Linked DNA regions of Homo sapiens: region 2 is linked to region 1. The links are chromatin contacts, found by Hi-C or POLR2A ChIA-PET in ENCODE. All regions are on one chromosome and are shown on one strand. The core of a region is the stretch at or near the end of the contact, and the rest is flanking DNA. Distances in the headings are between cores, read along the strand shown. Region 1 holds the start of RNF2 (ring finger protein 2). Region 2 has its middle 120 kb from the start of CBSLR.

Region 1 (3,141 bases), core at 605-3,104:
TCCATTCAAACCTGGGAGCTTCACACAGGCAGAGAAAAACTCCAAATTCCCAGTATTTTGAAAGTCTGCATGGTCTACATTATGTTAGTGATTGTAACTGGAAATTTTTCTATGCAACACACTTTAGGACAACTAGCTTATTTTTCAAATACTCAAACGGATTGGCCTGACTCGGGCAATTTTTCTTCGTAAATCTGCCTCTACTATAATTAACCTCAAATGTGGATGCCACAAGGATACCTGAGGAAAATAACTACAATCCTTACAAAAAGTGAGGGACCATATTTGCTGTGCTACCCCTAGAAAAAGGAGTCACCTATAACTACCTATTATTTTGCTAAAAAGTAGTTTAAGAGTACAATCAAGATTTTTAAAGATACTTGTTGATTGTGAAAAGTAGAAATTTCAGGGGAAAAAGGGAATAACCAAGAGTCATATTGCTGCTATTTAAATACTTTATAAATCCAAGGATCAAATTTCACTATAAGAAGCAAACTCTCACACCCACCTCAGTTATTAGAATATTCAACAACTGCACTTAATACAAAACAGATAGATTAGCTACCAATTAGACTAAGTATTCCAGCTGATCATCTTGGAATTACCAAAAGTAGATTATGTAATGCAAATCGCTCGTACATTCGTTTTAAACATATCCTCGGTTTAGAACACTGAAACCATGCCTTAATTTTTTTAATTGAAAAACAGCGTATTACTAAAATACTGAGTGCATATGTATATCCTTTTCACGGCACTTCAAAGAAACCTGACATCTTCAAATCATTTTACAATGTAAAGTTACATTCTCTAAAACTTCCGACAGCCTCGAAAAAGATACCCAAAGGGGCTTCAAATAGATGAGTCTATAATTGATCTTAGCGGGCAAATAACTGGAATGAACCTCAAAGTTTGAGATCAATTTTTACTAACACCATCTCTGAAAGCAAGAAGGAGACTTCTGTAGAAGGTAAACGATTCTGACCAGCAGGACGTGGGCTCCCGGCAAAAGTGGGTACTAGCATCTCAGCGTAAACGACACGGTTCAAAACGCGAATCTTCCCGCAGAAACTAACCAAGACACCCCCTCCCCCCACGACTCCTCCTGGGTAAGCTCACGGTTTTAGAAAGCAGCAACAGATACTCCAGAGCAGGAGGCGGCACTCCAGGAATGTGTGAAGCTGAAGGGGTCTCCCCGAGGAACCCCGAGGTCGAGGAGCTCCTCTACACTGGAACCCCGACTCCGACCCCCCAGAAGGAAGGAGCGATATCTGCACAAAGTGCCCCCTACCCCACCCCCACGATGCAGACACACATCCCTAGCTGCGAGGCGAAAGCCCAGAGAAAAAACTCGCATTCCACTCCGTCCGCCTCCGGAGTAGGGCTGCAGAGAGGCTGGGGCCCCCGCCCCCGGAGGCGAGGGGACCGCGCCGCAGCGCCGGCCTCCGCGCAGAGGAAAGGGCAGCGAAAGGCTCGCGGCGAAGGAAGGAATCCCGGCGCTTCGCTGACTGGGTCCTCCGCAAACCAGCTCCCTTCCCTCCCACGACCCTCGAAGACACGGGAACAATGAGAACCCGCTTCACCCGCCGTCTCCGCCGCGAGAGCGGCCGGGGGCGGCGGCGGCGCCATGTCCCTTCACACCCCCGCGGACACACACCCCCCCCACACTCCGGGGCCCCCGTCAGTCGCCTGCAACGCTGCCGAGTAGACGCGTGTCCCGGCCCGCTGCTTCCGCGTCCTTCGCCTCCCCGCCCGCCCCACTCACCGGCTCCTGCCCCAGCCCAGGGCTCCGCTGGCCGCGGCCGGAGCAAGACTCTGGTATCAGCTGCCGCGGACGCCGGCGCCGCCGCACAATATGGCGAGCCTCAGCTTCCGCAATGGAGCTCGGGAAATACAACAGGGGCCGCTCAATATTCATGAGAGACTGAGGGGAAGCCGGCTCGGCCGGCGCTGCGGGGAGGGCGGGAAGGAGCGAGCGAGCGAGGGGCGGAGGCGCGGGACGAGGACGTGCACGGCGCGGGGAGGCCCGCGGCGCGAGGGAGGGTGCGCCGCCGCGTGTTGGCCTGGAGAACCCGCGCCACCGCCCCGCCCTGGGCTGGCCGGCCACGCCCCCCCGGCGCCCACCGCGGTCCGACGTAGCCCCCGGGCAACGCCCGGATGACGGCGCAGCCACCTCGTGCTCAACCTTCTGCTTGGGTTCTTCTGCCCTGGCTTCGGCCCACCCTTTACACCTTCCTGGCCGGCTTCTGGGGTTTGGGCTCAGACTTCTTTCTCATGAGTTCGTCCTCTTAAACCTGTCCCACCCGGCGGAAATCCTCATCAGGCTTTGGTTTGCAGAACTTCACATGAACTTCGGCACCCTTCCGCTCTCGTACAACAAACATACACTTTTCATCCTTGCAGGATAAAACTGCAAGTGTAATTGCTCCTGGGAAAATGACCTTCCACTCTAAACTTAGCTTAACATTCTGATTGTGGTCATCAGCTCTTACTATTTACCTTGCTGCTGCTTTATTCCTACCTCCTTGGCCCCTTCCAGTGTTACCTTCTGAACTTGAGGATTTACGAAGTAATAGATTAATAGATGTAATCATTACCTAAAACACAGCCAGTTAGTCTCCAGTAAATTATCCGACATTTAATGCATATAAATTATGAGCTGAAGAAGTAACGAAGAATTGAAAGTTCCCTGATCTCTATATGTACTATTGTTGAGATGTCATGTTCTCTTGAGAAGATAACCAGCAATACCAGACCGTAAATCTGAAGGCATAGAGGCATAAACCAATGGACTGCAGTGGGAATTGGGCAAACTAGGTTCATAGCCTCCAATGTGTGTCTATGTGACTTACGTAGATTGCGTAGCTCCTCTGCACTTCATTTTCTTCGTCTGCGAGATGAGAGAATTGTATTGAATCCTAGGTCCTTTCCAGTTCTTTAACGCTCTGAAACTCTCTATAAGCAATTCCAAATAAATGACATGAATTTACATAGGAATTTGGAAAAGAAAAATATCAATTCCAGCTGGTGTGTTTGGGGATGATTTCCTGAGGAGCCGGGATTTAAGATGGCCTTTGACGCCTTGGATGGGTGGAAAGAAAAAGGACAGGTGTTAAATACAGCACATTATATATGCTACCTAAC
Region 2 (3,301 bases), core at 1-2,500, 390 kb before region 1:
TGTCTTTATATATGTCCTGCTGGTCTTGTGTCTCTGGTTGAACCTTGACTAATGCAAGACATAAAATATGCAGAACAGACACTGACACAGTGCTTAGAAGGCTTTTGCTCCTATTTTTGTAGGTGATGGCAGTGGTAGTGGTAATAGTGATGGTGGTGTTATATAACATAAACTGGTGTTTTCCTATTCCTATTGGAAATTTTCCAATGTCCAGTATTCTGTCCCATTGACCCCATAAGTACATTCTTTCTTGTCAGATCATGTGACTCAATGTTTCATTCAAAAAAATGCAGCCACTAAAAATTCTTCACTTAACAGACAGAACAACTCACATTCCAACCCATGTCATATGATTTCCACAGCCCAGTAATTAAAACATGTCCCAGTAGAAATATGTGCTTTAGACAATCATTAGCTTGGAGAAATTTTTCATCCCTTGAGTATTAGAACAAATTCTACATTTACTTTTTTTTTTTTTTTTTTTTTGAGGTGGAGTCTCACTCTGCAGTCAGGCTGGAATGCAGTGGCGCCATCTCAGCTCACTGCAACCTCCATCTCCCAGGTTCAAGCGATTCTCCTGTGTCAGCCTCCTGAGTAGCTGGGACTACAGGTGCACACCACCATGACCAGCTAATTTTTGTATTTTTAGTAGAGACGGGGTTTCACCATGTTGGCCAGGATGGTCTCAGTCTCTTGACCTGGTGATCCGCCTGCCTCAGCCTCCCAAAGTGCTGGGATTACAGGTGTGAGCCACTGCGCCTGGCCTCTACATTTACGTTTATGTTTTTTTTTAAAGCCTAAGAATTATAGTATTTCCTTCCACTTGTTCTTGTATTTTCAACATTCTTTCAAATACATTAATTTTCACCTCTTCCTTTCTTCCTCTGCTATTTTCCACTTAACATGGCAGAATTATTTCAACTCCATGAAGCTATCTGCATACAGCAATTAATTCTCTGCTAATAGATTTATTCTATCTGTAACTGACACAAGTTTGTGGCAACAGCCACACAAGCAACTCTTAGACCTGATGACATCACATTTTCCACTGACCTAAATGTCTCATGCAAATTTGAAATACAAGATTGTTTTCACTTTTTTTTTCTAATAAGTCTCCATTACTTCATGACTACTTTGTCCTCCAGAAGTATGCTTTACTGGTTCATTTGACAGACACTTATCAAGCACCTGCTATGAGCAAAAAGAATGTGTCACCTCTCCTATTCTCATGGTGTTTTCAACATATATGAGAGATAAACACAAATAACTCTATTAGTTAGAAGATGTTGATAACTGTCATGAGGGTGGTTCAGACAGTGTAACAGTGATTCTGAGAAGTGAAATGTCACTTCTGGTTGATTGGGTGATTACATTGAGAATAGCCTAATGACAGCTTCTGAGATAATTCTTAGAATGTCTAGGATTTCAACAGGCTGACAAGGAAGTAAGAACCATTCCCGAGAATGAGAATAGCACATGAGCACTGAAAATGACTCATTTTATACATGAGGAAAGCAGACAAGAATTGGCCCAAGGGCATGCAGCTAGTCAGTCACAATAAGAACCTCTAGCTGGTGGACCTCTAGCTGAGGCCAGAAACCCCAAGGAAGCTCATATAACACCTTTCATCTGTAGCTTCTCCACTCCTTCTAGTTATAGTATGGGACAGAGACCTGAACTTCTGGGCCTTCCATGAAGAGGCCATCAAAATGAATTTCTCATGCTTTATTCCCTTTTAACTCAACCACTCTCAGAAGCCTAAGACCCTATCATTCATCCACCCATCTCCCTCCGGTCTGGATCCCATACTCCTCCATTCATTCCCCCCACCTTCTCTATCCTCTCCTTTACTGGGCTACTGGGGACTCCCAGTTGGTGTTCATCTTCTTTTCATAACTGAAACCTTTTCCTTCCTATAACCACAAGCAAGGGTTGCTTTTTTCTTAATAACCCATGAACCTAGAGCCTGGTTGATGTCTTCCTAGCTCCTAGTACCATTTTCAAAGCTTTCTTTTGCCTCTCCTTCTTTAAAATATCCAGCTCATATCATTAGACCACAATTCACTCACATCTCCCTCCTTGTGGATGGTATATATCAACCTCCTGACCACTCCTCCACTCACTGGTGACATTTTTTCCAGTCCATTACCTTCATGTCCTCACTGCCATCTGTGCCCAGACACCTGCTTGCATGCAAACTCCTTTAATTACTTTCTGCCCCTTCCCTCCTTCTGACTTCCCCAGAAAACCTTCAAACCTGATTAAATTTAACTCTGGCCAAATTCTTGTAACTGAATTTTGCTAAAGAAAACCACTCAATGCCACTAAATAGTTCCACCATAAATTCATGACTCAGAGTCATGAATGGATATTTGACACTTCCCCAGTGTGCTTGTTTTCCAGCTCTCATAGACAGCTATTTTATTCTTTCTCTTCCTCAGACATCTCTGTCTCATCCCAGCTGTTGAACTTACCTCCTATTTTCCTGAGAAATTAGAAGCAATTTAAATGGAGTTACCTTATCTTCTCATCACCAAATCTATATATCTCCTTTCTTCTGTGCGTCTGCTTTCTACCTTCTTTCCTGAAGTTACTAAGGTAGATGTGTCCTTTCTTCCAAAAAAGCCCACCTACTCTACTTAGATCTCTGAATCTATGTTCTCCCACTACTTTGCAATTATACCCTCTCTGTCCTATATCACTGTATTTCTCCCATGCTTCTGAATCAGTTGCATCAGATCTAGTTTCTCTATTTAGAAAAATCACCCTCCCTTGACCCAATATGCTATCTAGTTATTACCCCATTTCTTTCCTTCTCTTTATAGCAAACACCTCAAAAGAATAACTCTATCTCCTGTCTCCACTTTCATACCTCCCAGTCTCATCTCAACCACTCCAATCAAGCTTCCATGTTCTTGTTGAGTTCGCCAATGACCTCCATGCTACCAAATTCAATGGACACATCCTGTGCCTTCGTCATGCTGAACTTCTTAGCAACATTTAGTGTTACTGACCACTCCTTAACTTTCTGAAACACTTTTCTCTCCCCAGAAGAATGTCGCCCCACTGTCCTAATTTTCCTCTTACCTCACTGGTCTTTTCCTCTTCAACTCCTCCTTTACTACCTACCTCTGAACTTTGGAACAGTCTTGGATTCTCTTCTTTTTCTCTACTTACATTTGTTTCCCAGGTGACCTCATCTGAGTCTCTGGTTCCAGTCACTTCCACCATCAGAGTACAGATTCTTGGCTGGGCCTCATAGTGCTTAAAGGGACAAGCAAGGATGAGCCCAGATGGGAAT

Evidence for each region. A loop is a pair of places that touch in the nucleus more often than their neighbours do. ChIA-PET counts read pairs that join two places held with the same protein, here RNA polymerase II (POLR2A). Pooled maps may share reads with other maps.
Region 2: a loop to region 1 is called in a map of MCF 10A, with 4 times the contacts of the local background. The contact joins the enhancer-like site here to the promoter of RNF2 in region 1. A Hi-C loop is called at or near these places in 2 of 168 maps with a recorded cell type or tissue (MCF 10A and natural killer cell) and 5 of 50 pooled maps. POLR2A ChIA-PET finds 5 or more read pairs at or near these places in 1 of 52 experiments (endothelial cell of umbilical vein).

Annotation. Positions count from the first base shown.
Region 1 is chr1:185,044,271-185,047,411 of GRCh38, reverse strand. RNF2 (ring finger protein 2) reads right to left here and starts at 1,854. Exons shown (of 7, transcript NM_007212.4): 1 at 1,763-1,854. RefSeq lists a silencer at 1,965-2,224.
Region 2 is chr1:185,438,085-185,441,385 of GRCh38, reverse strand. No RefSeq gene overlaps it. Among named protein-coding and RNA genes, the nearest start is that of CBSLR, 120 kb to the right of the region's middle. RefSeq lists an enhancer at 1,320-1,369. Within about 2 kb of position 1,250, at least 6 of the 41 ENCODE cell types and tissues checked have a DNase peak (open chromatin) inside an H3K27ac peak, as active enhancers do; they include natural killer cell, where a contact is called at or near this core.